Regions from separate parts of the Mus musculus genome. Here region 2 is linked to region 1. The links are chromatin loops, found by intact Hi-C in ENCODE. Cell type or tissue: left cerebral cortex. All regions are shown on one strand.

What was found. A loop is a pair of places that touch in the nucleus more often than their neighbours do. Peaks named below come from ENCODE experiments on the same cell type or tissue, not always from the same donor. Only the 100,000 strongest peaks of a DNase experiment are listed, where the experiment ranks them.
Region 2: a loop joins it to region 1, with 3 times the contacts of the local background. A loop is called at or near these places in 3 of 42 quality-filtered maps.

The regions. Positions count from the first base shown.
Region 1 is chr9:95,055,088-95,057,587 of GRCm38, forward strand. Slc9a9 (solute carrier family 9 (sodium/hydrogen exchanger), member 9) reads left to right here. Exons shown (of 16, transcript NM_177909.5): 12 at 325-478. Among named protein-coding and RNA genes, the nearest start is that of Gm32018, 250 kb to the right of the region's middle. In left cerebral cortex, no CTCF peak of the experiment used is centred here; DNase peaks (open chromatin) are centred at 1,018 and 1,623; H3K27ac peaks cover 315 bases.
Region 2 is chr9:95,318,005-95,320,504 of GRCm38, forward strand. No RefSeq gene overlaps it. Among named protein-coding and RNA genes, the nearest start is that of Gm32018, 8.7 kb to the left of the region's middle. In left cerebral cortex, no CTCF peak of the experiment used is centred here; DNase peaks (open chromatin) are centred at 293 and 1,113.

The DNA.
Region 1 (2,500 bases):
AGCTATCCAGTGAGATTAAAAGAGAGCAGCTAGTGAGACTCCTGTTTGATTGGAGGGTATGTTCTATGTCTTAGCTATGCAGATAGGCATCAATATTCTGGCTAAGATGTCATGCTGTTTCGTTGCAAGATGTTATCGTTGGCAGAGACTAAGGAAAAGTATTTCTGCATATTATTTGTCAGAACTCCATGTGAATCTACAATCATCTCTGAATAAAAATATTAGCTAATAAAGAAGTTATATTAGCAGGTTGTAAAGATAAATATAGCAGAAGAGAATGAGTTCGTCTCGATATTCAGTCCCCGCTCTGGGTTTCTCTGGAAGGTTTGCGAGGTGCCATTGCCTTCGCCCTGGCCATCCGCAACACGGAATCTCAGCCCAAACAGATGATGTTCACCACCACACTGCTCCTTGTGTTCTTCACTGTCTGGGTGTTTGGAGGAGGAACGACCCCCATGCTGACGTGGCTTCAGATCAGGTATGTGACCCTACTAACACAATCCTTGAGAAGCATGACTGGCCTGCTAAACTTCTAATAAAGCTGACTTCCTTGAGAGTGCAGTGGTATATTTGTACCCCATCTGTCCCCAGCTTCCAAGTTCCAAGTGACCTTCCGTCTCAGGTGAAGCAATATGACCTACCGCACACTGAGCTGACTTTTCCAATAGGCTTAGAATGTTCTTTCTTTTCAAGCTGTCCTACAAATAGATTTATTCACCTGTGACTTTATCCATTCAACAGTATTAAAGTACAGTGCGTTACACTATGAGCCTTAAAAAAAATAAGATACAATTCTTGTCCTCAAGATAGCTACATTCTAGTTAAGGTTGTTAAAAGAAAAAGCAGCAAAACTAACAAGAAAGCAGATTTGCTTTGCTTTTTCACTCCTGGAACTGGGTCTTAAAATAGGAAAAAAAAAAAAACGCTTAACACACATTTGGTAAGAGAGCCATATGTTTTTCAAAGGGGATGCTGTAGATAGAAGCTATATACTTTCTCACAGAAAAGGAAGCCAAGGTTCCAGTCAGAACCCATCTAATAAGCAGCGCCTGCAGCTGGACGCTACAAATCTAGATTGTAGGGGTAACAGACAATTAGATAAAACCTGGTGCCAGTTTGGAAAATGGATAAATCTATTATAAAGTGTTTTTGTCTTTATTCAAATGTTTCTGTGGCCCACGTCCTCGTTTTAAGGTAATGGATTAAGCAAACATTTCATTTCTCACATGCGTACATCATAATGATTCTCTCCAGTTCCCACTCGTTCTCGAGGGCAAACTCATGCCCAATAGGAAAAGATCCTTCTAACTATACAGGGTTTCCAAAAGGATGCTTATTAACAAGGACTATGATTTCAGTACCTTTGCATGACATGTCCATTATAACAAGAATGAATAAATTATTCATGAAAACTTAAGTGACTATAACTATAAATACAAATGCTTTTGTTAAGCATTTTCAAGAATTTTCTACCCATTTGGCAAAGAAAAAGCAGAAGCAGGCCTCACATATTTAGTATAAGTAGGCTTATGTGTAAAGTAGGCCAAGTAGCTGTGTATTAAACCAAATTTCGGGGTAGAAGAGCTTATGGACTACTATGGGTATTACTGAACACACAAAAGTGCTTTGACTAAAGGTGAGCAGTGAGCACTTTGAAATGCTTGTTGAATTATTTTCTAGCCACATAAACGTGGTCTGCAATTTCTCTCACAGTGGTGGTTCCTGGAGGGTTCCTATTGATGGGCACACATGCTGCATTAAACTCTCAAGAGTTGGATCCCCCGCGAATCGTTAGTAAGACAGTGCTGTGTTCAGGTTTCTGGAAAATAAAATTCAGTAGGTTGGATCCCTGCATGGAAAAATGAGGCTTAGAAGGCAGAGCTTAGAGGAAGAGAATTTCCACAGAACTATCAAATACACTATCAAAGTATTCTGTGGAGGGCATCAGAGGTGTCCAATTTTCCTTCAAATAATCAAACATAATTTATTTTCTATGATTTCTTTTCTTACTCTCAAGTTATCCCCAAATTGGTAGCATATTTGGTTTGTAGCCAGCTCTTCTTCAGTGCTTTCCAGCGGCATCAGCTAACTTCCCATGAATGTCATAACTTACATGATCTCTGATGCCGAGTCGGCTGGGAAGAAAGAGGTATAATGGTGGATCCTCAGATGGACTAGGGCAAGTATCCAGACAGCAAGACAAGCATGCTAAAGAAAAAGTGAGCTATCAACACAGTATCCAGAATGAGGCACTCGGAGGCCAACTTTCCTAGAGCCCAGCTTCCAAAGGGCCCAGGTGACTCAGTACCAGATCTGGCCACTCTCCAGGAAGGGGAGGAGTATGGCTAGGGCCAGGACAGATGTAGAGAAAGGAAGTACCAGGGCTTCCATCACATGGTAAGGCCAGTGTTCTCGGCGGAAAACCTGAAACCAGGGCAGAAACCCCTGAAAGCCATCCTAAGAATATCAAAAGGAGAATACTGAAGGACGTAGAAGTGAA
Region 2 (2,500 bases), 260 kb after region 1:
AAGGTGGCCATCTCTGTGCTGTCCCCTCTCCAAAGAGGGCTCTGGGAGCTTCTTTTATAAGGATGCTAATTCTGCACACAAAGGCTCCACCCTCATAGCCTGATCACCTCCCCAAACCTCCATCTCCTTCTGCATCGCACGGAAGTTAGGATTTCAACATATGAAATTGGTAAACTCAAACATTCAGACTAAAGCCTTCTGCTCCTGACCCCCCAAAATCCATGTCTTTCTTCACTGTAAAGTGCATTCATCCCACCTTAACAGTTCCAAGAGCCTTAATTTATTCCAGCATCAACTCTAAACTCTAAAGGCCAAAGACTCTCGTCTAAATGGCATCTAAATTAGATGTGGATGAGACCCAAGGTGTGATTCATGCAAAAGCAAAACTCTCTCCAGCTGTGAGCCTGTAACACACTTCCTGAACTCAATAACAGGATAAGCAGAGGCTCGACATTTTCATTCCAAAAGGGGAAATTCAACAGAGAAAAGGGTATCACCCCCATATAAGTCCAAAACCTAGCAGATGTAACAGCAGTAGACCCTGGGGCTCCATAATCTTGCTTGGTTCCATGGCTCACCCCCTAGACCTATCAGATGATGGCCTTGTCTGTAACTGTCCTGTCATGAGGAAGGAGGCCCATGACCCTGGATACCCAGGGCTGGAATCTATAATAAAATGATACCTGTTGTTTTATTTTTAATTAAATTTAACAGTATTCAAATCATCATTGGGAAGGCAAGTAATCAAAAAGACTGATAAGGTTGAATGGGGGGTCTCTGGGTTGAAAAAAAAAGACAGAGTGCCCACCCTTACTTATTCTCCCATCTTTAGAAGGAGGTGGCCGAGGTTCTGCCATGCAGAGAACACTGAAACACTACAAACACTGAACGAGATGGTGAATGGCCTGTGGCTGTCATGGAATGGACAGAGCCAAGGAGGGAGCAAGTCACCACGGTCCTGAGCAGGACTTGCTATGGGACTAATGTAGCCTTTCTAGTGACGGCTGTAGTTCTAGACATTCCAGATACCTAGAAGGTGGGAGCGAGGACAAAAATAACTGTGTGAAATTTGTAGGCAAGCGTGAGCAGGACTGTGAAGCATCTATAAACGCTCAGGGAAGTCAATGTCTGAAATATCCTGACTCAGCTCCATGTGGCGGAGGAGGTTCTCCTGCCGGGATCCCTGCATCCAGTGCCCATGCTGACAGCTGCTGCATCATCTGGAACGCTTTTCTCTCATTGAAGGGTCTCATTACTCTTCCCGACTTCATTTTTTCCATGGCACAGTTTACCAATAACTACTGCTTAAGGGCAATCCTGATGGCCCCGGTGCTGCCCGCTGAGCAATTCTGGTGAGGGGTTTCTTGGCCTGAGTATTTAGAAACATATCTGGCGCTGTGTGCTACCTTGCATTGATAGCTCCCCCCACTCCTGGCTGGAATTTTTCCTGACTGGCTTGAAAGATAGCTTTAGACCTGGCTGAGATCTTTATGCAATTGTTGTCAAGCCCATAGAAGCAAACACATTCTAACTCCCCAGGCCTCTCTTCTGAGAGTTTGGGAACTGCAACCGTACAGCAGTTGCATTATGAGTGACAGGCCATGACCACCCAAAGCCCTGTGTGACTTATCTCCAAAGCTGCGTCTATAGCCTTTGTCTGGATGTGAGATCCCTTCGAATCACTGAACTATTCTTTGGAACTCTAGACAGTGGTTTTTATACAAATGGAGTTGCCCATCCCAAGTGCTACAAGACAGACAAGTCTCCTTGTGTCCTTATAAAGAAAACCTGCTTAGTCATAAGAGGTGAACAACCACTGTAGCCAGAGTTGACATTTGATGATGGTTCTAATGGAGGAAATAGCCCATAATTTAATTCTGCTGACCTTTGTCTCTATGCTCTGGGACATTGGTGAATAGTTAGGAAGCCTTGGCCGGTAGCAATAAGGCAAGAATTAGACATCATCCGTGCTCAGTGTCCTCAAGGAAACAGCTTCTCCATCTTTTGCCTTAGTGTGAGGTGTATCACCTGTGGTTTCTCTGATGGGTCTGGGGTGGGCACCCAGGCGTAAGCATCGTGTGCAAAGAGTAACATCCCAGAGTAGCACTGAGTTCCACTCTGTCCTGCCAGTCATATTGACAATAAACTTCCTCCAAGCCAGACCCAGTCAACTTCCCCACGCATCCTGTCCTGCCTATAGAACTGAAGCCTAGATAAAGTGAATCAGGTGACTAGCGTGCCTTAGAGACAACATTTACCCTAGGGAGTTAAGAAAGAGTCCAGCCTATTCTCTAAGGTGTAAACACTCAGATCACAGAGACTCAGGGTTCTCTTACTGTTCTTATTTGTAGTGCTTAGAAATTGTTCTTAAACTCACTAGCATAAAACAACAACAAAGATTTAACAATGTTCACAGTTTCTAAAGAGCCTGAGAGGGGTGACTGGTATCTGTCTTATGACATCTAAAGCTTTAGATGGAAAGATGAAAATTGTTGGGAGA